Regions from separate parts of the Homo sapiens genome. Here regions 2 and 3 are each linked to region 1. Evidence: chromatin loops called from intact Hi-C (ENCODE). Cell type or tissue: thyroid gland. All regions are shown on one strand. Links, peaks and the distances in the headings refer to the core of each region. The heading gives the core; the rest is flanking DNA. Region 1 holds the start of DLEU1-AS1 (DLEU1 antisense RNA 1). Region 2 overlaps DLEU2 (deleted in lymphocytic leukemia 2). Region 3 overlaps DLEU1 (deleted in lymphocytic leukemia 1).

What was found. Peaks named below come from ENCODE experiments on the same cell type or tissue, not always from the same donor. Only the 100,000 strongest peaks of a DNase experiment are listed, where the experiment ranks them.
Region 2: it touches region 1 in a loop (3-fold over the local background); 74 of 110 quality-filtered maps call a loop at or near these places.
Region 3: a loop joins it to region 1, with 2.5 times the contacts of the local background. A loop is called at or near these places in 14 of 110 quality-filtered maps.

What each region holds. Positions count from the first base shown.
Region 1 is chr13:50,521,597-50,532,004 of GRCh38, forward strand. DLEU1 (deleted in lymphocytic leukemia 1) reads left to right here. Exons shown (of 7, transcript NR_109974.1): 6 at 6,270-6,468; 7 at 6,584-7,047. DLEU1-AS1 (DLEU1 antisense RNA 1) reads right to left here and starts at 5,853. Exons shown (of 3, transcript NR_125753.1): 1 at 5,683-5,853; 2 at 4,356-4,411. RefSeq lists enhancers at 7,236-8,435, 7,376-8,064, 8,065-8,753. In thyroid gland, for the core only: a CTCF peak has its summit at 5,836; a DNase peak (open chromatin) is centred at 5,825; H3K27ac peaks cover 2,603 bases.
Region 2 is chr13:50,090,244-50,100,651 of GRCh38, forward strand. All of the region lies in intron 1 of DLEU2 (deleted in lymphocytic leukemia 2), which reads right to left. All of the region lies in intron 2 of DLEU1 (deleted in lymphocytic leukemia 1), which reads left to right. It also overlaps the pseudogene RPL18P10. Among named protein-coding and RNA genes, the nearest start is that of DLEU1, 13 kb to the left of the region's middle. In thyroid gland, for the core only: no CTCF peak of the experiment used is centred there; no DNase peak of the experiment used is centred there.
Region 3 is chr13:50,400,886-50,411,293 of GRCh38, forward strand. The region is part of intron 3 of DLEU1 (deleted in lymphocytic leukemia 1); the gene reads left to right. Among named protein-coding and RNA genes, the nearest start is that of DLEU1-AS1, 120 kb to the right of the region's middle. In thyroid gland, for the core only: no CTCF peak of the experiment used is centred there; DNase peaks (open chromatin) are centred at 2,606 and 4,096; H3K27ac peaks cover 3,078 bases.

The sequences.
Region 1 (10,408 bases), core at 2,855-7,854:
CTCCCATCTTACATCACTCACAGATCACTGCCAGAGCAACAAGAAACAAAAACCCTAACAATTTACAGTTCACCCTCTTTGATGTAAGGTGCAGTGGGGACACGAAGCCCAGGCCTCTGAGTAGGATGTAGTTGGATTGGCACAGAAAGCAAACTCTTCTTTCTTTCCTCAAGAAGAAGGAAAACTACACTAGCAAATTAAAAATATTAGCAAGCTTCTACTCAGATACATTTAGCTTGATTTGGGTCAAGGTGGGGGAAGGGAAGAGTAAGGAATTCAAACAGCCTGTGCCAAGGATTTGCTGAACATGTTCTTTAAAAAAATGCTGACAGGCATTAAATTAAGTAACAACTGCAGATTACACAAGGGTAAACACTGCTGCTAATGTTTGACTAAAAGCTAACTGAGGGCTCTAAGTGATTCCAGTTAATTTATAGATCACGCCAGTAACAGCCCCAGGGGACTGGGGCTGCTGAAGGTGGGAGATTCGTTTTATAGCCAGAAGCCACGTTTTTAATTTTAGAAAAAGAAAACTAAAGCTGTAGGAACTGATTTAGAAACTTCAGAGGGAGAGAGAGAAAAAGAGAGGGAGAGAGGGGAGGGAGGAAAGACAGAAAGAGAGAGAGAGGTGTAGGGGGAATGAATTGAATGTCTTTGCTGGGCTTGGGATAGAAAAGTGGCTAAGAAAAAAACAGAAAGAAACACATCTAACTTTAAATAACTCTTCCAGGAGGAGAGAGCATGCTAGGATCAAGAGTTAACTATTCCTATGGGGTAGGGGTCTTAAATTCAAGACTGTGCCAGGGGCTCCATCGACCCCAAATGAAAGAGTATAAACTGCCTCGTGTTATCAAATAAGATTAATTTAATTTTGCAACATTTAGCTTCAAGTTAAAATTTAAATATATGGTTGTACAGTAAATGATTTTAAAATTATAGTCCCTCCAACATAACCTCTCTTGACACAATTTTAAATGCTTTTTAAATGGGATGTGTAGTTTGTTTAGTACATAGCAGTTGATGTCCTTAGATTGGGTTTTCATCATGTATTTTAATTTACTAAGGCTGGGATGACCATAATTGCCTAACAATTCAATGCAACGGAATGGGCTACTTCAGCACTTTTTACTGCATTTTTCCATATAATATCTAAAAGTCACCCTGCGACACACACAGGCTATGTTTATGAAAGCAAGGCTTTAACCCTTGCATTTTTCTAGGTTTGAATAATTTTCTTAATAAGGCAAAAAATGTTTGCAAATTTGCACCATGATGTCAGCACGTCATTGTGAAGGAGGTAGGACTGGCCTGCACTTCAGGGATGAAGTCCTGTCCATTTGGTGTTTGCAAACCTTGAGGATCCTCGTGGAAGCCCAGTAACTCCAAAGACCCTTGTTTCTTCCCAAGTTTCTGTCTCCTTTCAGGCAAGGGCAAACATATCTGCTTTGCTAGGCCAGTCTTTAGTTTAATCTTAGAGTCTCAAAAACAAACAGTGGTAAGGTCTGGATAACATAGTTATCCATTTCTGCGTTTGCCCAGATGAAACTTTAAAAATGCTAAAAATACCAGGGCAATTTCTGTTAATTGCTCTGGATTATCAGGCTGGAGAAATGGATTGGGCGGGTATATTCTAGTCTATTAAATCTTGTGCTAACTTTACTGATATCGTCTCTTGGACTCTGGCAGCCTATTCTGCTTTTCAGCATTCTCCAGGGATGCTCCCAGCGTGTTGGAAACCAAACTCCCTGTCTGCAGAGACAGCCCTAACACCAAAACTTTTGCTTTACTAGAGAAGCCAGAAGAGAAAAATAATGCTGTTGCATCCTCTCTGACTCAGTTGACTCACTTTATGACTTTTATTGTCGGATCCCAAACTTGATGGCTGACCTGACTGAGGTCACCAGCCCCATAGGGCTATTTTAAAACTTTGAAAATCACAAGGCATTTTCAGTTCTTGCCACTTATGAGTTTGTGCAACTATTCTGATGAGTGATCCTTGAAGATACATTGCCTCGAAATATGAAGGTGTGCCAAGCTCTAGCAAAACTGAAAAAAAAAGTGTCATTTCAGAATGACCAGAATCAGTAGACATTGTTTATTACCCTTATCCTCCACACCTGATGTTAAAAACAAAGACTAGGAGCACCCATGCCTGCCAGGTCAGTTTATTTGTGAACATTGAGGAATGTCTAAAGGGGATTAAGCTTTCATGTATGGAAATGCTTTCTAATTCAAATAACCCACTGTAATTTTTTTTAAAGTGACATGAATTGATGATTGTAGATACTGTCATACTGTATGACCAAATAACATGATTATAATGATGTGGCATTTCCTTTCCTTGTCTTTAACAAAACATATGGCTTTAGGTTACATTTGTCTGGCTTTTGGTTCTTCTACTTTAACTTGAAAGATGAAATTTATGCAATTTCTCAAGATCCCGAGTCACAAAGTTGGGTAATGGCAAATGGTATCCTAATAACAACAATAATAACTGGATTTTATTGTGTAGCTATTCAGTGACTGCTCTAAACAACAACCCTAGAGGGCAGGTACTATTGTTATTCCATTGCAAGTTTAGGAAGTGAGGCACAGAGAGATGTCAGGCATCCACAGTCACACAGCAGTTGATGCAGGAGCGCAGATTCAGCCACACTGCCTGTTTTTATCTAGTTTTGGGCTCTGCCAGCGAGAGGAAATGTCACCACTCTTCCTTTCCAGGATCAAACTGCATATGTACACTATATTAGCTCCACCGGACTCTGTAATCTAACTTATTTTGGCATGGTAGACCCTTCATGCTAGAGTGGAGGAAGAGGGACTGGATTTATTCTCCATCGTGCCTGAAGAATCCATCTCCTCCTACAATTTAGAACACACATTTTGTTTTTTAAGATTGGACTATTTTATTGGAAAACAGTGGTAGCTACACTTAGCTTACTATTAATACATGTCAGAAATTTTTCAAAGTACTTTCCATTTCTTTTTCATTTTATTCTCACACTATGAAGTAGACAGTATTATCATCTCCATGTTATAGATGGGTATACTGAAACACAGATGAGTCATGTCAGTTACTTAAAATTGTCTAGTCAAAGGGACACAGAGATGGGCTCACGTCCAGGTAGCCAGGTCCCATAGTCCATGCTCTTAATGCTACGCTATCTTTCCAATGAGTTGATAACTAGTCAGGTGATTTGAGGGTTAGCAATAAAATGATTTGGACTGAGTTCTATCACAGCTGATGGAATTGCAGAATTGGCCATTTTATCATTAACAAGAGCAGTGCTGCCCCCCCGTTTCTGCCATTGTCATCGCAGAACATTCCAGAAGAAAGGTCCTAGGAGGATCTACAGTGGCTTGTGTTGTTCTCCCAGCATCTCAGACTGTGATATCTAACTCTTACTTCTCTTTTCTATACCTTGGTTCTCCTGCCTCAGAATAATAAGCCCAATAACAATAGCCTCTTTTTATTTGTGGTGTTTTCCAGCGTACAAAGCGATTTCTCACACTAGGTGATGTGAACCTCACTATGGTTCTGTAGGGTGTATTCAGTCTTCATTGTATTGATAAGGAAACTGTAGTTCAGAAACACCCAAAGCCACAAAATTGGTCAAAACGGGCTGGACTTAAAACCTGGCTTTATAGCTGGACGCGGTGGCTCAAGCCTGTTATCCCAGCACTTTGAGAGGCCAAGGTGGGTGGATCATGAGGTCAGGAGATTGAGACCATCCTGGCTAACATGGTGAAACCCCGTCTCTACTAAAAATACAAAAAATTAGCTGGGCGTGGTGGCGGGCACCTGTAGTTCCGCCTACTTGGGAGGGTGAGGCAGGAGAATGGCGTGAACCCGGGAGGCGGAGCTTGCAGTGAGCCGAGATCGCGCCACTGCACTCCAGCCTGGGCCACAGAGCGAGGCTCCATCTCAAAAACAAAAACAAAAACAAACAAACAAAAAACAAAACAAAAAAAACCCCTGGCTTTATAATCTCCTATCCCCTATCCCTATTCCCAAATCCTCCTGCAGTGAGAAATAACCTCTTGTAGCAGCCATTTCAGTGGGAGTCAAAACACTTCACAAAACCCTCTCCTTGTTCCTTGGAACAAGTCTCTATGAAGTGGTCCAAGCAGCCACCAGAAGTGGCTGGAGAGCACCCACATATGCTGCCCACGCTGTATTTTATGCCTGAATTTATTTGCCATGTAGACATCTTACTGTAGTGGTTGAGGATATTGGAACTACTTAGATGAAAGAACACCTAAGCCCCTGGTGGGCTTCTGTTAAACTGTGTAGGTCCATAGCACAGATAGGGGAGCAATGACAGTACTCTGTGAAGAGGAGAAGGTGTGCTTACAATGAACGGGGCCTTGGCGTCCACCTCTTCCCGATGGAGAGAAGTGTTGCTTTTTCCTAGAGAAAAGAAATGAACAAGACCTGTTGATAGTGAATGAGTTGGGTCCCCATGCTCCCCTTTCTCTGCCATGCCCTTCAGGTGGGATGCTGGCACAGGGAGGATTAGATGTTTGACCTACTTACTCATTCCAACTTATAGCTCACAAGGATGGAGCTTAGCTGGAGGCTGAATGCTGGAACCCCATCAGAGCATTTCAGAATAGCCTAGGCCATTTCCACAGGTCTGAATCTGTGACCTAGGGGCAGGCTCTTAGAACAACATATTCTCATATAATGTGACTGGCTGGCTGTAAGGTGTCCCTAAGAAAAGCTAACATCCTCTGCTCTAATCAGGCAGAAAGGAGTGAGAGGAGGAAGAGAGAGGAACCTGGAGAAAAAAAATGCAATAAAGGCCTGTAAAAGGAAAACTCACAAAGCCCTTCTCTGAAGAGCTTTTAAGATGGAGTTTACCAGCAAGGTACTAGCAGACACATACGAGCAGGTTAACATCCCTAAAATAAAGCAGGAGCCAGCAATAACAGGGTCGGGCAACAGAAAGCTACAGCTGGTAAGGAAGTCAGCAGCACCACACCATTAGATACAGCAATTACTTTAGATACAGGGTGGGGTCCCAGCTCTGCAGCACACACTCTCAGGCTGGAGAAACAGGCTGTGCTTCTGGGAAAGCATTCTCCATCCTGGGGTACAGATCCCTGGAGTCTTAAGAAGGCGTTGCAGAAAAATTAAGCATTATCTCGTCTGAGTCCCCTAGGCTGGGTTAGAAGTTGCTTGCCTGATTATTGCGTGCAGCTGGAATGGTCTTGGTACAGGGAGGGATCTGGGCTGAGGAGGATGGGCTGAGAGGGGAGAGGGGAGAGGGAAGAGGGGAGAAGGGGACCCGCACACATGCGCACTGTAGCAGAAGCTGCAACTTTGCCGGTTGCAGGGCTGTTGTGAGATAGGGTGCTTGCTACTGTGACTGGGGCCCCGCCTTGCAGATCTGCTTGTCATCACTTACCCTCTCTTGGTGGTTTGGGCATGCACTTCTTTGGGGGAACAAACAAAATTTTAAAAGTTCCTGAGTTTGACAGCAGCAGCCAATCACTTTCCTCCCTATTACCCTCCTCTCTTTTTTCTAAAGTAGTCAAATGCCAGCTTCTATTTCACTAGTTTCTATTTCTGTGAAAAACATTTCAGAACTGCTTTCCTCATCCTTCCCACTAAAAATCAAGCATCCCCCCCCCTCCCCGCCCTCCTGTTCTGTGCAGGAAGGGTTGGCCCACACTCACCTGATGTGTTCCCTCCTCAGTCGTGGCCAGCACCAGGTGGTTGCTGCCATCAGATGATGTTCTGCCCTGGCAAGCACATGTTTTTAAATGACTCTGCAGTACCCAGGCTTATAAAAACAAATGCACCCAGACGAAGTTCCAGCGCCCCGCGGGGATACACTGAAATTCTCTGGCCTTGCTGAGCTGGGCTTTGGCTTCGAGTCTCCTCTCAGGCAGACCTGGATACGTCTTCATTCATGTGCCTATTTTAGTCATTGCAAAATGCTTTATAATAATTCCAGACGTGAAATGTGCACAGGAGGACTCTAGTTTGGAGCACAGGCTTTGGGGTCAGAACCTCGGCTTGAATTTTGATGCAATGTATCTGTATAGGTAAGACTTTTTCACCTCTGTGCCACAGTTTTCCCATCTACAGCAGCAACACCTGTCTGTGTAGGGTTCTTGTCAGAATTGAATGAGATAAATGTGATGTATTTAGCACAGTTCCTGGTACATAGACAAACATTAGTTCAATAAAGTTTTTCTAGTATTATCATTTCCTTGTTTTTTCCAAAAAGTAGTTAATCTGAGCACACATCTGTTTATAGGAGGAGGTCTGATGGCCGGGAGGACAGGAAGAAGGAACCCACAATGAAGCAAAAGTTGCGTTTAACTCTGTCCTCACCATTCCTCTCCTGGACCTGTCCTAAACTGGAAGCTGGGGGAGGATGGAGTGCTGGAATGCTGCAGAAGTCTCATGGGAGGGCGCCTGGTGTTCACCACATGTGTACACTGTTGCACGACCAGGTTGGCACTTTGCATGTGGGAAACGATCAGAGAATGGTGGGGGATGCTTAAGAGGCATCACTGGAATCCTACGGTACCACAGACCAGAGCCTTCCCTTCCCTTCCTCTCCCACAGATGGAAATTTGAATGCTGGGGCTCAGTGGAACACCTGAAGGAAGCTGGTGAGGCAGATGTCCCGCTATGCCTTCCAAGTGTCATGCAACCAGTTCATGCCTGTCAGCATCTCTGCCGGTGGACTCTGTGAGTCAGCAAATCTACAGAGCAGAGAGCCACAAGTGGGGACAGATGTGGTCAAATGCCATTTAAATCAGTGATTCTCAACCCAGGAGTTGTCATGGCACTGGCCTTGAGTGAGCTGGACCAAGGGAAGTGGTAGAATTCCCCATGAAGGACCAAGTGAGCAGATAGAAGTTTCTCCATTTTAACTTTTTCTGAGTCAATTTAAAAAACACCTAGTGCCTTTTTCTGTACATAGTGCCTGTGGGTTTGAATTTAAGCCTACCCAAATGTGCTTTTATCCCACCTATTTTGAACCTTGCATGTCTCCGGGATAAGAATTAACATAAGCTATAAATATTCTTCCAGGACTAATTATTAACCGTGAATGTTGAGCGGCCTTGACAAATATAAAATGTTATATATAGGCCCAAGAGTAGATCAGAGAGTTATCTATCTACTTCAAGTTGAGACTCAGAGTTTTCATTAAACTCTGCAGTCTCACAGTATTTCCAATCATTTCAGGGCAGACGAAAGTTCCGTGGTATATCTTTTTAATGTGGCAGGCCTCGAGGGTGGATTGAGTTAGGCAATTTATCCCCTTTTATGCCCTATATTCACATGCAACACTCCAATGGGGTAACATAAAACCACAGACAGGTTTCTTTACACCGGTATTTAAGGGAACTAGGAAAGCAGCCCAAATCATGTGGAGAAAGCTGGGGAAAGAAGTATCAGAGGAGAAAGAGGACCTTAGCAGAAATGACAAAAGTGAAAAACCTTCCTAACTCCTTCAGACATGATGCTTAAAATTGTGTTTCTTTGGCAACTTATAATTTTCTGAAGCTGGTTCTCAGCCTCAGATCCTCCCCCAAGGTTTTTATGTTGTATTTTGACTCAGTAGGAGGGATCCAGTCCCAGACCTTCCGGCTCTCACCAGTACACCACAGGCTAACGCCATCCAGCAATCAGATGACAGGAGGAGGAGAGGTTCAAAGAGGACTACTGTATTTCTCAGAAGGGGCTGGCTCATCTACCCTCCACTGTATTACTCACACTGTAGATGCAGAAAACATGTCAAAGTATACTGGGGCTCTGCAATGCATGCACCCACACACATGTACACATACGCACAGACTTCCAAACTAAAAAGGAGAACAGAGCTCAAAAGGGGACAGTGTGCAACTGGTGCTCCATGTTGTAAGGACCTCCCCTCCTGCGGGCGCGGCTACCCCAGCAGGCTTGTCCGGGCATGTCCGCCCAGTTGACGCCAGGCCAAGTTTTACGGGAGGAATTGGCCTGTGTCTAAAGCTGGAGTTCAGCTTTGCTGACTATGGAGACTGATCTGTTGGTTGTCAGCAAAGAAAAGGTGGTTTCAAAAGAGCAGCAGAGGACTCTGTGCTAGTTGCTACTGGCCAGCTTTGACTCCGATTGGAAGCTTGAAAAACATAGATTGGAAGCTATGCAGAATATCCAGTGACAGAAATAAATCAGAGATTGCCAGGGGCTGAGGGTGAGAGGAAGGAGATTGACTTCAAAGGGGCACAGATAATTTCTCAGGGTGTCGGAAATATTCTGTCTTGATTGAGGTGGTGATTACTCGACTGTATATGCTTGTAAAAATTTGTAGAACTGTGTGCCTGAAAAGGGTGAATTCTACTGTATGTAAATTATAACTCGATAAACCTGATTTTTAAAAACACTGTAGTTTGGGAGGCCATATAAAACCAAATAACATTTTGAGTCATTAATGCCTCTTTAAGAATATTTTGGATTGATTTTTTTTATTAGATTAAAAAAATTCTTCATGGTAAATATTAATTAACCCTTTAAGAGCCAAGTGGAGGAGTGGAATCTGTATGTTTTAGAGTTGTTTGTTCTTTTTAGTTGGTCACTTTACACACTTAATTTTCAATTTTATTTAGAAAAAGAAGTTATGCTTATGAAGCATAAAAGCTGTAATTCCAAAAGTTGAATTGGTTTTGAGACCCCAAAGTCATGACTATGTAGAGAATTTCTAAATTCTTAAGGATAACCTATTTAGGAAAACCTAAGAAATCAACTATTACAACTAATGCTTCATTATGATACCTGGTTACAAAATATAAAAAATATCCATAATCAGATAATAATCGTAAAGAGGGAAAAGAGCTCTTTTACAACAGGGGAAAAACAAAGCAAAACAAGCAAGAATAAGAACAATAAAACCTGGAAACAAACTTGTTTGTTTATATAGGGCTTCTATCAATTTAGTTGTAAAACTTTAGTTAATATGAAATCAGGCTTGAATAAATTGAGACATATTTTATATTATTGGATGATGTCACTGTTCCTCAAATTGATGGTTAGGTCCAATATGATTCTAATCAAAATCCCAATTGGAATATTTTTGAATGAAAATGTGACTGTAAGGTTTATCTAGAATAATTTGTGGATAAAAATAACCAAGAAAGATTTATAAACAAATAAGGTAAACTGTACTTCAGGTGTTAAAAACCTGTTATAAAGCTTTAATAACATGATATTGGTATACAACTAGACAGAGAGAAGAGAATAGAGTCCCCAAACACACTCAAATACATATAAGAATTTAGTATTTGATGAAGACACTTCAAATTAGGGAAGGAAATGAAAGATTATGCCAGTGAATAGTGCTGGGGAAATTAATTCAGTTTTTAAGGGAAGGAGGAGACCCAAATCATATCCCTAAATAAATTCTGGATGAATTAAATAAATTTTAAAATATGAAAACACAAATGAGTAAAAGAAATTATGATAAGTATCTATCAACTCTCAATGTATGGAAGCACTTTTTAAACAAAAAGGTAGAGGAAGAATCTATAAAAGAGAAAACAGAATGTTTTTACATAAAAATTATAAACATATACATCAAAACTCATGATAAAGAAACATAAGGCAAAGAATAACTTGAAAAAAGGGCAAAATAGAAGACAAAGGTTAACATGGTTAATATGTGAAGAGCTTCCGAAGTCAATGATTAGAAGATAAATATCCTAAGCAGAAAAATTTTCAATATTCACAAAAAAGGAATTTGTACGAGCAGAAAAAAATTAGACAATAAATCATGAAAAAATTTCAGGCTCACTATTTATTTAAAAATAATTTTAAAAGACACAAATTTCTGTCCATTAAATTAGCAAATATTTTAAATTTCAAAAAACTTTGATAATTACATAGTTGGGTAAAAGTTCAAGATAAAGGAAAATCTCATCCACTGCTGGTGGAAGTATAACAATCTTTTAAATTTTCTGGTTAGAAATGTTGGCAATATGTATGTATTCAAAGACTTAAAGCTGTAAACAATATTTGACCTAATAATTCCTTCTTAAGGAATCTATCCTTACTTCGGATATATTTTTAGGAAATACAAGGATTTAGGTATAAGGATGTTTATTGCAGGGTTACTTGTGACTGAAAAATTCTAAAAATAGGTTTAATTACTGACAGCTCATCTGTAGGCATGGCAAACCACATTCTCAGGAATATTTAAGGCTTTAGAAAAAATATAAAAGGTAACATGAAGTGAAAAATGTAACGGCAAAGTTGCATGTACAGGAGAGCTGTGGGTGGGCTTGGCTATATATGTACGTACATGCATATATGTACACATACAGAAAAAAGACTGGAAGGATTTGTGTCGATGAAATGTTAATAGTGGTTCTTAGGATGGTGGAATGATTAGTGGGTTTTTATTACCTTTAT
Region 2 (10,408 bases), core at 2,691-7,690, 430 kb before region 1:
CCTAAAGTTTAAGTTTTTAGATGTAAAAAATGTTAGTATATACAGTTAAATTAAGTTCAAGGTTTCTTTTAAACCACTTGATGTAATTTACTTTGTATATAGCTTTTATTTGCCTTTTTAAAATTATTATTACAATTTTTTTAGACAGAGAATTGCTGTATCATGCAGGCTGGAGTGCAGGGGCGTGATCTCAGGTCACTGCAACCTCTGCCTCCCCGGTTCAAGCAATTCTCGTTCCTCAGCTTCCCAAGTAGCTGGAATTATAGGCGCAAGCCACCATGCCCAGCTAATTTTTTTTTTTTTTTTTTTTTGTATTTTTAGTACAGACAGGGTTTCTGCATGTTGGCCAGGCTGGTCTCAAACTCCTGATCTCAAGTGATCCTCCTGCCTCAGCCTCCCAAACTGCTGGGATTATAGGCATGAGCCACTGCACCCAGCTTATTTGCCCTTCAAACTAGACCTGTGGACTTGCTTTTGAACATTTTCTCCCCTAATTATAGAATACATGTGCATTAAAGAAAACAGAAAAAAATCAGGAATGATTGGAAGGCATTGCTTCTGAAGGCCTCTTAACAATATACCTCTCTCCTCATCTCCTTTCCCAGTTGACCAAAGAAGGCTCCGTGTTTGTCTTTTATGTATATTAGCATGATTGAACTTCATCCATTTAGCCTTATTGAATACTGTACTTTGTTTCTCTTCAGGAAAATTACAGTTTGATATCTTGTGGGACAGAAGGTTTCATCTTTCAGTCATCAGAGAGCAAAGTAGGAAAGACTTAGAGAGGCAAAGTCCCTCTGCACCTAAGGATACACTATTTTTACTCTAAGGGGGCCATGAGGGTTTATTTACTTTCATCATTTTGGGGTGAGGAATGGTTAGAAACTGAGGGAGCATAAATAGGTTAAGTATTATCCATGACAGTAGGGTGGGAGTTAATGGAAGCTCATTTATAGCAGTTCTACTTCCTGATTTATGGGTATGTGTGGTGCATTTTAAAGAGATTCTGGTGAACTAACAAGGTGTAATAATTGTATTTTGTTATATATCATATTATTGACTGCCGGACTGCTTAACATGCAGCTTAATAATTATTATGGATATCTTTAAATATGCCACATTCACTTTATTCAGAAGTGAACTGATAAGCAACAAGCTGCCATGTGCTGAACAGTATTAGGTACTGGGATAAACAAGGGTTTTAAATGCTGAGAATAGTGTAAGCTATATATGTTTCTGTATAGCCTTCATGGTTTGCTAATAAGGTAATCTGTTGTCATTTCATAATTGAAATACTAGGGGGAATGTTGTAAAAATGCTCTTTATTATTGTTATTTAAATGGAAGTATTTTGTGTGGTTTTATAGTCATGGTGGGAAATCATGAGTTTTTGGACTAGGGTAGTGATGGTTGGGATAGAAGATGAGGGAAAAATCTGTAATGCCTCCCTGGTCCCTGGCCTGGTTGTAGAGTACAATGGTGGTATCATTAACCAGGACAGGGACAAGTGGAGGAGGCTCATGGCTTTTGAGAGAGAGAGAGAGAGAGAGAGAGTGTGTGTGTGTGTGTGTGTGTGTGTGTGTGTGTGTGTGTGTGTATGTTTATGGGTGTGAGATGGAACGCTGGGACATGAGAGGGAGATGACAAGTCCAGTGAGGACATTTTGAATATGAAAGATTAAGCACTCATGGGATACCTAAGTAGGGAAGTTCAGTAAGGAGCTCAATATATACGACTGAGGCTTAGGAGAAAGGCCTGGGCTGGAAATGGATATCACTAAATAGGTGGTAGTTCAGATTATGAGGGAAATGGATGCCATTGCTCATAGAGACTAAACATAGAGGAAATGAGAACCAAAATTAGTAAATGGGCAAAGTAAGAGGAAGCAGCAAAAGACTGAGAAGGAATGGCTGAGAGAGGGGCAGGAACACCAACAGAGCTCAGAGTTAAAGGAGCCAGTGGTAGAGAGGTTTCAAAAGGAAAGAAGTCAGGAGTGTCAGAAGGTAAAGACAGGCCAAGTAAACTGAAAAAGATAAAAGGATTTGGCAGTTCTGTCATTAGTAATGTTTGCCAGAACACTTTCAATGAAACAATGGTGGCAGAATTCTGTTTGTGTTGAGTTGAAAAGTATATTAAAATAGGGAAAGGGGCTGGGTGCAGTGGCTCTTGCCTGTAATCCCAGCACTTTGGGAGGCCCAAGCAGGCAGATCACCTGAGGTCGGGAGTTTGAAACCAGTCTGACCAACATGAAGAAACCCTGTCTCTACTAAAAATACAAAATTAGCTGGGCATGGTGACACATGCCTGTAATCCCAGCTACTCAGGAGGCTGAGGCAGGAGAATTGCTTGAACCTGGGAGGCAGAGGTTGTGGTGAGCCGAGATTGCGGCATTGCACTCCAGCCTGGGCAACAAAAGCGAAGCCCCGTCTCAAAAAAAAAAAAAAAAAAAAAAGAGAATGGTTACAATAAATGTGTATTATTTCAAGGCTCTTGACATTTTCTTAAAAACAAAAGATGATAATTTTAGGGAGGAGGTTACAGAATAGAGTAGGAGATCTACAAGAGAAGAGAACTTAACATTTTTATAAAGTATGGGGACAGAGTCATCAGAGAGGAGAAATTAGAAAGGTATAGTGAGATCTAGTAGGAGATAAGGGTGCAGGTAAAGGAATTAACCCAGAAAAGAGAAAGGATACCTTTTCCTCTGAGACTAGAAGGGAACAGGTAAGATGGTTTTATGTATAACTTGTAAATCTAGAGCAGGAAGTTGAGGGAATTCATAGCTAATAGTTTTAGTTTTTATTTTTTTTCTGATAAAGGAGTCATAAAAGAGGTAAGGGTAGAGCTGAAGTAGCAAGTTTGAGTTGAAGTAAGATGGTACAAAATATATGCTCTAGGTAATGGGAGAGGGAATTAATGAGGGAGGAAGGTTGTTAGCAGAAGAGGGTGATGTACCTGAGAACCTAGGCTGGATAGGAAAAGACACAAAGCATGTGGGAGATTGTAGTTTGAAGAAATGAGATTGTAGTTTGAAGAAATGAGGAATGGGTATCAAAATTAGGTAAGAAAGCAGGTATTTAGGGAGTAATGGAGTAAAAAAACTGCAAGGATAAGTAGTTGTAGTCAGAGATCAATATATTGGACTCTTAAGGCTGTAGAATAATTTCTTGGTTATCAGAAGATAGAGGGTGTAGCTTTGGGTATGGATTACTGAATGAAGTGGTTTTATGGAGTCAGAGTTCATAGTTTTTCAATGGGTTTTCCATATGGACACTGAAGTGGGAGGTGATGGCAGAAAATGCAGGGGAGGCAGATACTGTCAGCAAAGGGCCAGAGTCCTCAACAAAATGGAATGACTGGGTAATTAATAAGAATGAAAGAAAGGAGTAAAAAATTCCCAAGATTGTTCATCATGCCTTTTTTTTTTCCTCGTAAATTAAGAGACATGAGGGTAAGGACTATGTCTGAATTAATCCAACAAATGCAAATATTTGTTGAATTAATAAGTGAATGATAAACTCATGTTGAATAAGTATTTCAGAAAACTTGTTTTTTTCTTATTATAAGTAGTCGATATTAAAGAAAATACAAATAAGCAGGATGTAGGAAAAAATAATCCCATCAGCCAGAAATACCTACCCCCAACACCCTTTGTTATTAAACTTTTTGCTTAAATCTGTTTGTTGTTCATATATTTTTTTCCTAGCAATATTCAGTTGTACACTTTAACATCTAAATAAGTATTTTCTTATGGAATATAAGGATGTACTATAATTTAAGCAGTTCCTTATTTTGGGGCATTTATATTGATTCCACCCAAGTTTCTTCAACTGGTAAAACGAAAAACCTAATAGCTATTTTTTTTTTTTAGACAGTTTCGTTCTTGTCGCCCAGGCTGGAGTGCAATGGCACAATCTTGGCTCACTGCAACCTCTGCCTCCCAGGTTCAAGCAATTCTGCTGCCTCAGCCTCCTGAGTAGCTGGGACTACAGGCGTATGCCACCATGCCCGGCTAATTTTTGTATTTTTAGTAGAGACAGGATTTCACCATGTTGGACAGGCTGGTCTTGAACTTCTGACTTTGGGTGATCTGCCCGCCTCGGCCTCCCAAAGTGTGGGGATTACAGGCGTGTGCCACCACGCCCGGATAATTTTTGTATTTTTAGTAGAGATGGGGTTTCACCATGTTGGCCAGGCTGGTCTTGAACTTCTGACCTCAGGTGATCTGCCCGCCTCAGCCTCCCAAAGTGTTGGGATTACAGGTGTGTGCCACCACGCCCAGCATAATAGCTAAATTTTTGCCTTACTTATTTTCTTAGGATTCTTAGAAGTAGATTTTCTAGGAGGGGCTTCATAGAGATCCTATTTATCTTTATTTTAGGGCCATTTCTAACAGGCTTGTTTATGTGCATTCCATCCAGGATTGGAATCCTGGACAATGGACAGTGTTGCAGGTATTGACTGATGCAGGCATGCTGACAGCCACAAAAGTGAGAACTGTTAGTCACAGGTCCTTCTTCACAAAAAGAATGATGGGTATTTTTAAAACTTGGAATCAAGTATAGTTTTCATGAGCACAGTAAGAGATGATTCATGAGCTGAATACAGGATATAGTAGTCAATTCAGAAATGCATATTCAAATTAAATAAAAAACTCTTACAATAGTCTATATTTGTTGATAATACTGAACTTTAGTAGAGGTTTTTTTCCATAAATTTTAAAACTGTGGCAAAATACTCATGAAGTTTATCAACTTAACCATTTTTAAGTGTACAGTTCAGTGGTATTAAATACATCCATTATGTTGTAACCATCACCACCATTCATCTTTGTAACTAGTAGAGGTATTAATATACCAATCTTGAATAGTCATCAAAGTCACTCTACCTCAAACTTTTCCACAAAAGTATGGTTAGTAGCAGAGAGGAGTGAACAATTGCCTTAAAAACTTGGTCCCAAGCTAGAATTCTTTTTAGCTTCATGTTTTGTCTTAAATTTAATGTAAATGTAGTGTTACATACCATAATGTTCCTATATTTAGTAAAATACAATGATTATACATTTTTTCAAAATCTCTGAGGGAGGTTGATCCCCTTAACTTTGGCAATTTTGAGACGAAGTCTTGCTCTGTCACCCAGGCTGGAGTGCAGTGGCATGATCTCAGCTCACTGCAACCTCTGCCTCCCGGGTTCAAGCGATTCTCATGCCTCAGCCTCCCGAATAGCTGGGATTACAGGCATGTGCCACCATGCCTGGCTAATTTTTGTATTTTATTAGAGATGGGGTTTTGCCATGTTGGCCAGGCTGATCTTGAACTCCTGACCTCGGGTGATGCGCCTGCCTCGGCCTCCCAAAGTGCTGGGATTACAGGCGTGAACCACCATACCCGGCCTTCATTTTTCTTTTACGGTTTAGCCAAGGCTATTTATAGTAGTGTATGTCAAGGAGTAGACTGATTGATGTTCACCCTCTTCAAATGTGAGTGTCACAGAAACTGAAATTCACAGAGTAAAAATTTAGAAGTATCCTTTTATATTATATTTGCTCTAGTAATCAAGCATACTTCATCATTATTAATGCTATGAGACAATCTTATTGTACAAATAAAGAGAATGATTTCATGTGCTGGCTAGGGCCATAGCCCCACCTTTCCAAAGAGTATCAACTTTTCAACTATCCATGCATTATGACTCCAGAGACTTGTAAACCCTCTCAGGTGTAATAAATTTTTTTTTTTTTTTTGAGAGGAGTCTCGCTCTGTTGTAAGGCTGGAGTGCAGTGGCGCTATCTCGGCTCACTGCAACCTGCGCCTCCTGGGTTCAAGTGATTCTCCTGCCTCAGCCTCCCGAGTAGCTGGGACTACAGGTGCGTGCCACCACGCCCAGCTAATTTTGTGTTTTTAGTAGAGATGGGGTTTCACCGTGTTGGCCAGGCTGGTCTCGATCTCTTGACCTCATGATCCACCTGCCTCGGCTTCCCAAAATGCTGGGATTACAGGTGTGAGCCACTGTGGCCCGGCCCAGCTGTAATAATTTTGTTCTTCATGCCTGATCCCATTTCAGGAGATTGGTTATTACATTGAAGGACAGTAGCAAAATTGGAACTAAAGTCTGAGTCTCTTAACTCCTAGTTGAGGGTCTTTCCAATTACACCAAAAGGAAAAGAGTTACATATAACAAGAGATAAGACTTACTCCTACCTGCCCCCACAAAACCACTTTAAGCCATCCTAAGAACGGTCTCTTTTTTCTCCCTCCCTCTCTCCTTCCCTTCACCTTTCCTTTCTTCTTCTTCTTACCTTTTTTGGGGGTAACTCCCAACCACCCCAGTTCTCAGAATTAAAAGGTTAAGAATATTTTAGTACTCTTCAAGATACAAAGTAGACTATTAGAGTTTTTTGTTGTTGTTTCTCAAGCTTGGGACATAAAGCTCAGAGATCAGAACAACAGAATTTTAGAAAGGAATAGATAGGATACATGAAAAAGGCTGCTGGAATATGAAAAAACTGGAGTAAAAATAAGCAAATCAATACTTCTGAAATGAAGCCTTCATTGGTAGAAAAGAGTGTAGGTCACAAAAATGAATTAGCAGAAGTTCTTGATTTCTAATTATTGAAGATTCCTATCTAGTGGTATTCTAATATGCTTACCAAATTATGAGTTGCATTACTTTTTAAAAACCTAAAACCAAGTCAAGATTTACAGAGTGACCCCAGTTTATTTTGTTTGGTAAGTTTTCAGTTCCAGTTATTAGGCAAAACAAAAATTGCTAATACGTAACAATGCTGAAACAGGCGATTGGTAGAATAAAACAAAAGGGATTCATACAGCTTTTGTACTGTCTTCTTGAAAAAGTCATATTTGGCCATAAAAGCTAATACATGCTTTAGGAATGGAAATGATTTAACCTGATTTTTTCAAGTAAGATTTGTTCAAGAATAATGGGCTTATGTTGTCAGTTGTGGGTTCAAGCAGTAATTCACTTTGGACTGCTTCTATTCAACAGTATGCTGTCTGTACGTAAAGAGTTACATGGAATTTAATTTTAGCATTGGAATCTATTTGAGATACCATTATCTTTTATATTCAAATGAAAAATTATGGGCCTCTAGAATTAAGTGTTACTAACCTGATATAGATAGAATAATAGCTGTATCAAAAGGAAAAAAGCAAGGATAATATGTGTATAGGGTTTGAATCATACAGTCTCACTAGAGATGTGTTTTTTAAAATTGTGAATGTTTGTTGATTCATTCAAAACCGTTTGAAAATTGTGAGGGAGCCAGAAAAGGGGAGAATATTTGGATGTATAATTTAGATGTATAGTTTGCTTGCTTATCAGGGAATAGTTAAGTTCCTTTTTTTTCTGTATATTTTAGTTGGTGAAATTAACAGTTTTTGTTCTTTTAGATTACCCTGTAAAAGAACATGGCATTTTATAGATGAGATAATTGAGGCTTATACATGTTGAGTTATAATGTGTGGAGGAGTCTGATGTGCATCCAAGTCTGTCTGCCCCTAATGTCTCTGTTTTTAACCATTATCCTCAGAATGAAATACATTCATATAGTAGAGACCAATTCTTAAACAGAAGTCATCTTTACTCACAAAATTAATCTGTGAAGTACCCACTGTTCTCAGTTTCTCTCCCTCTCACTTTTTCTTTCTAGTGCTTTGCAGTTTTTAATGAAAGTGAATATTTTTTTCAGAAATTATTATTTTCATGTTTTTTATTAGAGGATTAAATTTGTTGCTAAGATCATTTAGTAAGTCTTTTGCAGTCTTTTAAGATTAGACTTAAGTGTAAACTTAAAGATTGCCTTGAAGTATATTATTTAGCTATATTGCATTATTATTCCTTATGTAATGAGCTATAGACTGAGCACTCCTTGACAAATCACAAGAATAAGACCCAAAGAATCAAACTTTCCCAAGTAACTTAACTGCATCCCAGGACAAAACTCAGGAACATTTAGAGGAACAGAAGACTATCCAGCAGCCAACAGATAAAATTCACAATGCCTTGCCAGGCACACAAAGAAGCCAGAAAAAATAATCCACAATGATGAAAACAATCAATCATCTGAAAGTGACCTTAAGCAGAGAAAGATGTTAGAACTAGTAAAGACATTGAACATTATTATAGCTATATTCTATATTTTCAGAAAGTAGAGACATGAAAGACATTTTTAAAAACTCAATGCAGTTCTAGGGATGAAAACTACAATATCTGAGATCTACTAATGGTATTTGTAGCAGATTAGACATGGCAGAAGAAAAGGTTAGTGAACTTGAAGGATATAGCAAAAGAAACTACTCAAAAATGAAAGAGAAAAAAGAATGACAAAAGCATCAGTGAGCTATGGGACAAACTTACAGAATCCTTATGTAAACATAATCAGAGGCATCAAAGGAGAGGAGAGGCAGATACAAAAGGGATATTTGAAAAAGTAATGGCCAGAATTTTCAAATTGGACAAAAACTATTAACTCACAGATCCAAGAAGCTCAACAAGAAGAAAACTACACCAAGGAATGTCATAATCAAATTATTCAAAGCCAATTATAAAAAATATGGAAAACAGCCACATGTTATAGAGTAACAAAGATAAGGTTGACAGCAGATTTCTCATTAGAAACATTGCAAGTGAAGAGACAGTAGAACATAAAGTACTGAAAGAAAAAAATGTTAACCTCAGCAAAATATCATTCAAAAAACAAAGGCAAAATAAAGATGTTTTCAGACATACGAAAACAACTCTTTACCATCAGGTAGACTGAAGGTAGACTGTGGTAGGGTGAAGATGTATACTGCCCTAGGGCAACCAGTAGAATAACAAAACAGTTATAGCTAATAAGTCAACAAAGGAGATAAGATAGAATCACAAAAAAATACTCAACCCAAAAGAAGGTGGAAAAAGGAACAAATAAGTAGTGAAACTAATAGAAAAATGGCAAGGCAATAGACTGTAATCATATCAGCAATCACATTAAATGCATATTATCTAAATATCCCACTTAAAAGGCAAAGATTGTCAGATAAAAAGCAAGACTGCTTTTGGACCTGGATGAACAGGAGGCACCATCACGGAAGTTGACTCCTGCCACAACAATGACTGAAAGGTTCAACACCAGGAACCCAAGAGCCAGGACATCTACTGAAGGCTGTTGGTTAAGCTGTATATGTTTCTGGCCAGAAGAAACTCTACCTTCAACCAAGTTGTGGTGAAGAGGTTATTTATGAGTTGCACCAAATGGCCATCTCTGTCTCTTTCCTGGATGATCTGGAAGATGAAGCTTCCTGGCCAGGAAAACAAAACAGCTGTGGTTGTGGGGACCATGTTCAGGAGGTGCCCAAACTGAAGGTGTGTGCACTGCACATGAGCAGTTGGGCCTGCAGCCAAATCCCCAAGGCTGGGGACAAGATTCTCACCTTTGACCAGCTGACCCTGGACACCCTCAAAGGCTGTGGCACCATCCTGCTCTCTGGGCCTCACAAGGGCCAAGAAGTGTACTGGCATTTCAGCAAGGCCCTGGGAACCCAGCATAGCCACACTAAGCCCTGTGTCCACTCCAGGGACCAGAAATTCAAGCACATCAGAGGCTGATGGGCCAGCCAAGGCTACAAAAACTAACCCTGGATCCTCTATCTTATTAAAAAGATTTTGGCCTGGGCGCAGTGGCTCATCCCTGTAATCCCAGCACTTTGGGAGGCCAAGGAGGGCAGATCACTTGAGCCTAGGAGTTCAAGACCAGCCTGGGCAACAAGTGAAACTCCATCTCTATAAAAAATTAAAAAAAAAAATTAGTTGGGTGTGGTGGTACATGCCTGTAGTCCCAGCTACTTGGGAGGCTGAGGCAAGAGGATCGCTTGAGCCCAGGAAGTCAAGGCTCCAGTGAGCCATGATCGTGCCACTGCACTCCACCCTGGGCGACAGAGTGAGACCCTGTCTTAGAACAAAACAAAACGAAACAAAAAATTTTGGATGGTGGGGGAAAGGAAAATAAAAAACAAGATCCAACTATATACTCTCAATAAAAAAACACATTTTAGGCTGGGTGTGATGGCTCCCAGCACTTTGGGAGGTCAAGGCAGGTAGATCACCGGAAGTCAGGAGTTCAAGACCAGCCTGGCCAACATGGCGAAATCTCGTCCCTACTAAAAATACAAAAATTAGCCAGGCATGGTGATGGGTGCCTGTAATCCCAGCTACTTGGGAGGCTGAGGCAGAAGAATTGGACGAATGCAGGAGGCAGAGGTTGCAGTGAGCAGAGATCATGCCACTGCACTCCAGCCTGGGAGACAAAACGAGATTCCGTCTCAAAAAAAAAAAAAAAAAAAAGAAAAAGAAACACATTTTACACACAAAGACATAATAACATTAAGAATAAAAGGATGACCAGGCACAGT
Region 3 (10,408 bases), core at 1,883-6,882, 120 kb before region 1:
ACCTGGGATGGCCGTTCAGAGTTGCTCTGAAATTAAGCAGAAAGATCAACTTTGACTGCCCCCACCCCACCCCACCAAACCCACCCAACACATACACATTGACCAGGTACTGGATTGGATACTGTCTGTCTTTGGGAGGGAGGTGTCACTGGGAAACGTGGCCCCCTTAGCCCATGGACATAACTTAAAAAGGAACTCAGCTAAGCCACCAGAAGTCAACACCCCTGGCAGCTGGGGGATGAATACTTAGGACCTGATGAGAGATCTGGATGGCACCCTGCAGCACTTGCCACAGATACGATTACTGTTTTTAATTCTTTTGCCTTTGTCTTGTGTCTAGATTCCAAGAACCAGGAGGTTGTTTGCTGTACTCTCCCTTGTACAGTTAGCTGTCTCTAGTGCCTGAATGCACTAATTGTCCTTTGGGTATGGATGAGGTAATGAAGGAAAGGGATGCTGGGAAGAGAGGCCACATGAGAAGGTTAGTGTGGGTGTAAGACACAATGCAGAGGATTTGTATTTGTGCCATCTGCCTGCTTCTATGATTCATCTGGGTCTGTGCACCCTTGTAATCAGCAGGCTGCAGCAAACTAAGTGTTGCTTGCTAAAGAAAAATGAAAGCTGGAATTTCAGCAGGGAAGAAAGTATATGCCCCACCGTGATGAGTACAAACACACAGCATCAGGGAAGCCACACAGAATGAAGCTCTGAGAAGACTGTTAGCATTTTCCCTCCACGCCCCAGGGGAAAAGGTGTAAGTAACAGAATTAGTCCAATTGGTCAAGAATTCATCTTTCCTGTCACTTGTCTCTTGTGGGAGTTCAAACTTACTCAGTCCCACCCATTTTGATTGAGAGTGAAAAGAAGGACATTTTAATTTAAGAGCAGAAGATGGAACTTGAGGGCAGAACAAATTTGGCAAATGTAAATTCTTATCCAAAAAGCATGCTTCCTGTACTTGGCACCTTGTTTCCCCGATTCTGCCTGATGTCCATCTCTTTTTCTCATTGCAGTTTGAATTCAGGCATGTGTCTTTCCTCTCAGCTTCACCATGCATAAGGGGATACTTGGCACGAATGAGCTCATCCTGGCTGATAGGAAAATCTTATAATTAGGCAAAGAAACTCAAAAGAACTGAAGCCCTTTTCCCTCCATGAGCATCTTTCACTAACTGGCCTAGGAGTTGGTGCCTACCAGTTGGATTATATGTAGCTATGGGGCAGGAAAGGGTTAAAGGATTTAGAAAGAATTGAAATAAAAATGAAAATTTTTTCCCTATTAAGATAGCAGAAGTTCGAATGTGAATCACTGTTTTGCATAATAAGCATGGCCATATAATAATAGCTAACATTGTTGAGTTCTTTCTTAGTGCTGGGCACTGTGCTAAGCACTTTATAGGGGTTATCTCATTTTATGTTCATCATGACTCAGTATTGTGGATATTATTACAACCCCTCAAGACAGATGATGAAACTAAGACTTGGAGAGGTTAGGCAAGTTGCCTAAGTGTGGAGATAAAATTCAAATCTAGGTACCAATGTTTTTGAACCACTCCTGTACTGCTTCAGTAGCTATGGGATGGGGATGGGGGAGTAGTTTGAATGGGAAAATCGGAAGTGTCCTCACATAGGCCTCCTAGGGAAAAGCCCTTCTGAAAAGCATCCTACTGTAAGTTTCCTTCTTGTAGCTTAGACCATTTTCTTTTGTGCTAACAAGAGAGACCAAAGGGACGGTTGAGATCTGAAACTTAAGTCAGAACCTTAAGATTGAATTTGGGACCTCTGATATTGACTCAGAGTCTGTGGCATGAAGATGATGACCAAGACCATAGATTTGGATAAGATTGTTCCAAGAGGAAACGTGCAAAAAGGAGGTTAAAGAGTTCAGGCTGGATTTTTGGGAAGCCAACATTTAAATTAGGACATGTAGAGGAAAATAAGCCAATAGGAAGGTCCAGAAAGAAGAGTTAATCGTTCTGTGGTAATCCAGGAGAGGGAGGTGTGTCGCTATCCAGAGGCAATGAGGCAAAACTGTCAGCTTGGATGACATCTTGTCTTCTAAGACAGGGGAGGTGGAAGGAAAGATCAGAAGAAAGGTGACTACATTAGAAGGTGGAGAGGAAGCAGAGTTAAGGAAGTCCACGCCAGGGCCTGTATAATCTTAAGGAAGTAGAATGTTCATTTCTTTGGGGTTTTCACACTCAATTCCTTCCTTCCCCAAGTACGCCCCAGGTGACACTCAAGCAGGAGTACCTCAACCCAAGAGTAATCCAGCTGTTGACCTTGACAAAATCGTGTTGGCTTGACAGAGAGAGAGAAAGCTGTGTCTGTGCCTTTGCTGGGAAGCTGGTGATAGAGACCATGGCTGCACGACTGCCAGCTTTCATGTGGCTCGGTTGACAGGGGTTTCACCCTCTGATGAAGTTCTCCAAACTTTCTTGGAAAACCAGCTGGGCAGGTTTACCTTTTGTCTACTGCCTTGGATGGATCTCATTTCTATCCTAGTTTGGGGTTAAGTATTTTCTGGCTGCCTCCTGCCCTTGGAGCATCCAGAGACAGGTGACATGTGGACACTCTGCTCACTCCTCTTTCTACTGGGAACTTTGGGCTGAGGCCAACTCTTGTGAGTGCTAAAGTGCTTGGGGGTTGGCAAATTCAAGGTAAACACTGCCTGACGTCAGACTCCTGTGAGATATCCTACATCCAGACTCCCAGAGTGGGAGCTTGCAGCCTGGCAGGTCTTCCTTTCCTTCAGTGCTTTGGTGCCTGCCTCATTTATGTGACTGTTAGTTGAATATTTTGTACTTTGAAAATATATGAAACCTATTAGTCAGTGGAGTAGGATTTTAGCACTCCAATCTCTCATTTTATGGACAGAGACTGAGGTTCAGAAAGGATTGACTTGTCCAAAGTCACATGGCTGGTTTGAATCCAGGTCTTCTGGTTCCTAGTCCATAGCTTTTCTCATTTTTATCATGCAATAAAAGGTAGCTCATCACAGAAATGTAAAGAGAAAGAATGGCGACCTCTCTCCTTTCCCACAATTCTTACCAGTTTTGTATCTCTTGCTCCCAGTTAGACAGGTTGTAATTGACTTTGTCTCTTCATGGAAGGATACCTGTAGCTCACACCCATAGCTAAAACCAACTCAATCCCTTGAATCATTTCTATTTGCAATCTATTTCTAGATTTAAAAAATTAGTGAACAAATCTCTTCTTTCTGCAGATAGGAATATACCCTTAGGGCAACAATCCTGGAGAAATTTGACTTAAATTTAAACCAGATTACAAAACACTGGGGACAGGCATTGGTGGAGTTGGGATGAGATTATCATAGTAGCTCAGCGATGAGTGTTTAGCATAGTCTATTCTAAGTTTATAACAACGCTGGGCATTGTTCTATTTTACTGTACAGGAAACTGGGTCACAAAGAAGTTAAGTAATTAACCCAGGTCCCTAGGGTTAATTATGTTAATTAAGTGTCAGTGCTGGATTTCAAATCTTCATTTAACTGGCTCTGATGGCTGTTCTCTTTCTACTACCCAGTGGTTCTCTAACTTGATGTATACAAATTTTCTGAGAAGATTATTTAAAAAGTAGTTTCCACCCAATCCAAGGATTCCGATTCAGCAGGGCTGAGGTAGGTTGGAGAATCTATATTTTAAAAAATGCCCTCAGTGGTTCTGGCATAAAGTGTTGGGAATTCCTGGAGGAAAAAAACAGAGAGGTGGGGGGCAGTGGGTGCAGATGGCAGCTTCCCCTCTTTGACAGCTTGGGGCTAGGCCAGACACTCTCCAAGTCTCACAGCCTCCCTAGACCTGGTCAGGTGTCCTCTGATTGCAAAGGGTGGGAAGCCTCGGCAAGCTGTGCTGGAGGAACTCGCATTAAGACAAGGCTCCCCAGCATGGAAATCCCAAGTTCACCCAGAAGTTTCAAAGTTAGGGATGTAGTTCCTTCTCTGTTGTTTTCCTTTCCAAAGAAAGACCCATTTCCAACCATACTCTAAGCCCAGAGGTGGACTTTTCCTTGTCTCTATTCTTAGTGTTGGCACAAGTTGCTGGCCCAGGGAAGTGCCCAGTGCTCATTGAATCATGACTGGTGGAGGGCATGCTCAGGCGTTCAGTCCTGGTGAGTTAGGTTCAAGGGCTTCCCTTTCTAAGTGTCTCCTGTTTGAGAGTTACACTCTGTATGGGGGCTACCCTTTGGAATGTAGCTCTAAGGAACACATAGCTGAGGGTCCCAAAGTAGGCAGTTTTCTAAGGGGCATAGAGATGAGTGTGTGTGATAGTTTTTATCCTCCCTGATATTTTACAAATTGAATCTCATTTACTTGTGGGAAAATACTATAGAGATTAAATTTCTAATCTAGCCAGCCTGTAATTATTTCTTTTCTTTAGCCAATCACTGATACTTCAGGCGGCTCCTTCCCAGTCCAGAGTCAGCAGCAAGTATCATTAACTCGCCTTCTAATATTTCTCCTGGATAATAAGACAAACAATCAGGAGATTCCAAGAGCCTGAACCCTAATCAAAGAATCCGGTCTTCTGGTTCCTCAATATCATCACATGCCCTAGGGCTCTAATTTTCCATGCCTACAAACCTCAAAACTCAAGTAAAGGCCTCTGATGATTTTCCGTAATGTGATTCCATGTGTTATAGTATTCCCTGCTCAGCTCCCACCTCCAAATGTACACTACATTTAAAGTAAGCCAACATGCACAGAGAGACAAGATAACTCACCATCTTGATAGTCGAAACTTTATCATTTACCTGAGTTTCCTCCTCCTCACCCATGTCATCCAGAAAACTGAAAATGGTCCAGGCACAAATTAATGAAACAGGTGGATGGGAGGCATGAGGTGGTCATGGTGGCTGTGGTGACCTGGCGGGAGTATGCGCTCCCCAAAGGAGGCAGGTTCCATTTAGACACATCCAGTTTATTCCAGGTGATAACATAGGCAAAGGGCTGGCAAGTGTTCTCATTCTTCAGGAGAAGCTGCAAATATGAATGAGATCTCCAGATTTAAAAGATGTTGGTGTTATAGACCGCCTATCTTTCCTTCCTTCCTTCCTTCTTTCCTCCCTTCCCTTCCCTTCCCTTTCTTTCCCTTTCCTTTCCTGCCTCCCTCCCTCCCTCTTCCCCCCCTCTTTCACTCCTTATTTCCTTGTTCTACAAATATTATTTATGTACTCCCCAAAATTCATATATTGAGGCCCTAACCCCTCTACCATGTGATGATAATGGAGATGGGATCTTTGAGAGGTAATGATGGTTAGATTAGATCATGCAGGTTGGGCCCTCATGGTGGGATTAGTGGCCTTATAAGAGGAAGAGAGAGAGATCTTTTGCTCGCCTCGCATACATTCACTGAGGAAAGGCCATGTGAGGACATAGTGAGAAATTGGCGACTACAGCGCAGGAGTGAGCCCTCACCAGGACCTGAATTCACTGGCACTTTGATCTTGGACTTTTCAGCCTTGAGAACTGGGAGAAAACACATTTCTGTTGCTTAAGCCACCTGGTCTATTGTATTTTATTAGAGCAGCTCGAGAAGACTAACACAGTTGATCATGAGTGCTGGACAACAAATTATATCCTTAGATCAGATGATTGCTGACCATTTGCCTGCTTTGTTGTAAAAAGGGCATTAAAAAATGAAATTAGGGATGGACGAGTGGGTACAAAAGGGAGAAGGAATTAACACAATTTTGAGGTATCAGCAGGTAGGTAGGGCTGGTTGGTTGTTTTCTAAACAGCTGTGCTCGAAGTAATATTTTAGCAAGATAGGGGCTTTGGAGCCTGCTTGGGAAGGCTCAGTTTCCTTCCTTCCTTCCCTTCCCTTCCCTTCCTTTCCCTTTCCCTTCCTTCCTTTCCTTTCCTTTCTTTCTTTCCTCCCTCCTTCTTTCCCCCCTCTCTCTCACTCCTTATTTCCTTGTCCTACAAATATTTATGGTGCACTCCCTCCCTAAGCACCTCCACCCCCCCAACCCCTGACCAACTGCACTAGGCCCCTGAGAATACAAAGGAGCAAATGACTTGGTCTTTGTGTTTCAGGAGCTTTAGGTTCCCTAGAGCTCTGATTTGTCTAAGTGGAGCTGTGAAAGGAGGGCAAGTTTTCCGGGCCATCATTTCTGCACCCTTGTCCCCTGGGAGTTGACATAGAACTAGTGGCTGCTCTGATTCAGAGTCAAGTGAGAGGAGGTGCTTGAATGCTGCTCTCCTGTATCAACATCCCCCTCCTAATTTAGATCAGAATTGATTCTTTGGTTGTGGGCAGCATGGCAGAGGGGAGAAGGTTCAGAGAGGCTGCATTACTCAATCGCTTTCCTTCGGGCAGGTTGGATTGTGATTGCCATGAAGTGAAAACATCCATAACCCTGAGTGGTCATGGGTTTGAGCATGTGTAGCCACTGCTCCTATAACTTGGCTGCTGGTGGCTGGTGGTAACCAGGACAAAGAGAGAAGAGACTCTTATGTTAGAGAAATGTAGTGTTTATAATAAAATAAACCTTATAGCATTTCTAAAAAAAGTATTCAGGCAAGTAAATGACAGTCAATAAACCATCTGCTAGTGAGGTCCACCCAAAGCCCATTCATGTATTTACTCAGTAACCTATCATTGTGGAGGGCATTGGATTAGGAGCTGTGGATATTGGTGATTAAGCTGCAGGTCTTGCTTGGTCTGGCAATTGAAAAACTGATTTTTCCAAATACTGTATCTGCATATCTTGGCTTCATGAAGATAAGGACCTGTGGCTGCAAAGGTCTAGGGGGTAGAGCAGAGGGCTTCTGGCATTTAATCTCTGTTAAAAATACTTTTCAAAATCATTTTACCAGCATATCAAAGCTGTAAAATATATTAAGTTAAATGAGAAAAAAAATCAGAGATGTAACTGTTAAAATCTAGAGTATTTTAGTTGAAAGACTGGGACATGAAAAGTAAATTTTCAACTTGAGAACACTTTGTCTCAGGGAGGTTTAAAAAAAACACCTTAAAAATAACAAGAGCTTCAAAGCAAGTGTTTTTATCACTGGCAAGGCAGGTGGTCCCACGTTTATTGTATGCAGGGTTCAGGGAAGCTTAAACTTAAAATTTTTAATGATTTTTTAAAGTTCAGCTAAAAGACATTATTCTGGGATAGAAAAAAGTCTATTTATTCCACTCTAGGTACTCCGAAGCAGGGTATGGATTCTGCTTTCATCTTTCAATGCAAGCCTGTTTCCACAGGGTTGAGATCTGGCATGGACAATTTCAGCCTGAAACGATTACTTTTGGAAATTTGCAGTGAGTGGAAACAGTCATGTAGAGCTGTGGATCTTGCTACCTGGATCAATAACTTCTTCTAGTTAAGCTTCTTGCCAAGGAAAAGCAAGGAATATCAAATTTCATAGACCTAATGAACCACTGGAAACTGCTTGCACCCATGTGTGCAAGGATCGCTTTTTATGATTTATACAAACCAAAGCACTCATTGGAATAAGAATAATAGCTAACGTTTATTTATCATTTATTATCCTGGCCACTGTGCCAAGTATTTATATACAGTGAGTTATTTAATCCCTGCAACAACCCATGGGTAGGTACTATTATTTTTCCTTCTTTATAGATAAGAACATTGAGGCACAAAAATGCTAAATTACAGAGTGGGATCAATGTGTTGCTCGCTTAGAAAATGAGTCAAGTTCCATATGTGTGAGTAAATGTGAACATTCCCACTTCCTTGTCACTTGGTTTTCTTTCTCAAGTTTGGTGTGTTTGCTCTGTGTTCACAGGATATTGTTAACTTCTTAGTCCTTTGAAGAAAAATCAAATTTTTTCTTAAGAAGAGACTTTTGAAACTCACAATATGAATTCAAGAAGCAAAAAAGAAAATCGAATTTCACAAATGGGATACCAATAGCTTGGAAAAATCCATTGCTTTTGCAGGGTTTGTTATTGAGGGAACCCTGCCTTTCCCAGCATCCTTAACATTTCTTCCTCAAATAAAAGGTAATAAAATGCAACCAACTGACTCATTTTCTAAGTGAATGACATATTTACTCTACTCTTTAAGTTTAAACTCTAACCAATTCCCCAATCCTTAGTTCCCATGAAATGTAATGTTCTCTTCCTAAAATGTTTGGCCAAGTTGGGGAAGGTGGGCATGGCAGTGTGAGCCTGTAGCCAGGTTCCAAGGTTCGCTTGAGGTTAGGAGGTTGAGACTAGCCTGGGCAATATGGCAAGACTCTGTATCCACAAAAAAAAAAAAAAAAATTAAAAATTAAATGTTTGGTCTTCTACAACCTGGCTTTCCACTTCTCATTCCCAATCATGCTCTGGGACCACCTCTTTCCTGTGCTGAGGAAGGCTAAGGAAGCACTGTGTTCTTTGAACACAGTGCTCAATCCATCCTGCATTGATGCCTTTGCTATGACAGTTTCCTCTGGTCTCTTCCTCCTCTGAGTCTAGCTTGAGGGCCACTTCCGAACAGCTGCAGAGTTGAGCTGCTCCTCGGTACACTTCACTGTTGAACCAACCTGGGCCACAGGTGTTGCAGTGAGGTTGTCTTCAGAGCCTCACCCTACAGGAAGAAAGTCTGTGAAGTTTCTGGCCCTGGCACAAAGCTGCAGAATCTTGGTGAATCAAACAACTTCTCCAAGCCTCAAAGAAGGCACTTTAAAAATTGTGAAGCACTAACTGAAGGAGAGGAGAGTGTCAAGGATTCCATCCTCCACTTACTAGTAGCTGTCTTATTCATTTGGGACTGCCGACCCCCAGATAGCCTTCATCCCTGGAAATGTGCCTCAGATGCATGTCTCTTCACATGCTTGGGCCTTCCAGAATGTACCAAAAGCCAGGGTTAAACAACGTCAGCTGGATGAACACATTTCAGTGGCAAAGGCTGTTGGAAACTACCACTGTGTTACATTTCACTTTAAACTCCTCACCTTGAAGTGAAGCTAAGTCAGGCCAGAGAATTGAATGGATTTGCCCTTGGCCACAGTATGAGGTGGTGGAGTAAGCGGAAGGAGAATGTGGTATGTGTTGCAGGCTGTCAGTATTTGCCAGACTATGGTCTTTTAAAAAATATATACATACATTGCACAAAGAGTTTGGCATTATAAAAAGAATCTTTTAAGTACCACAGTCTTTTATCCAGAACATTATTAAGAACTTTTTATTAAAAATTAAGATGCCTCAGAAACCATATAAAATTTTAACAGGCTCTACCTTTCCACTTCGCCTTTTCCAGGGCACCTCAGGAGAGGTGGTAGAATTCTCAAACATTTGGAGAGCTCTGCGAGGAACATTCTACTTTGCCAATTTGTCCCTGTATTGGCCCAGGACAGCCATTTACCACCTTGTTTTTGGTTATTTCAGCTGCTGCTAGGCGTTCTCCTTCAAACACACCTGGATTGCTGTGAGGACACTGCCCCACAGGCGGAACACAATGTGTTTCTCAGAGCTGCGGACTGTGGGCTGTAGGCTCCCACAGCCCTGTGTGTGTGAGCCCGTTGGCGCTCACCAAGCTCTTCTGAAGTTCTCTGGTTTCCTCTGACTTCTCTTCTGGATGGGAACTTAGGTACGGGACCAGTCCCATATATATTCATCAGTGCAGGTCCCTTTGTTCAACTCAAATGAGCACCACATGGGGTTCCTTCTTTCTGTGGGCCTCAATCCCTTCTGTGCTTGTCTTTTAAACTAATCTGCTCACATGGGGAGAGTCTTAAAATTTTTCCTGAATGTACCTCTTTTTATCTTCAAGAGACCCTTTGCCATTCTAGGGTGCTGTAATTTGACAAATAAATCCTTGTCCCACTTTCCCCTTCCCTGGTTTCTCACCTAGATCCTGGCCTTTCGTTCACCTGCCGTCTTTCAGAGTGGAGAGTACTCACCCTTCAGTCTCCTATTCACTGCAGTAACCCAAATTCCCTTCTCTTGGGTGGTCTCCTTTATCACTTTCGTATTTCTCTAATTCTAATAGCAAGACTTCAGGCCCAGCTTGAGAAAGCATGCATTTTCCTCCTTCATGTTCGTACAGTCCATTGGACATCCTTACCATCAGCTCTTGTTGGTTGAAAGATCTGAAAACTTTCAACTGGCCATTTCCTGAGGTTCTCTTTTTTGTTCATGGAGAAGCAACTGGAGCCCTTCAGTCTGGGCACAGTCAGGAATTTTCTGGATTGCTGCCATTATTCTTTTATTCAGTAAACATTTGCTGAGTCCCTTCCATATAAAAGTCAGTATCCCAGGGGCTGGGGATACAAGAACATGACCAAGGCCCTGCCTAAAGGGGCTTGCAGGCTGGTGCGGGAGACACAGTGACACATGTTGCCTTCTATTGGATACCAGTGCAATAGGTTGGAGTGGGAGCAGGATGTATGGGATGCTCTGCCCCATGCCAGAGGATGGACCACCTCATTCAGC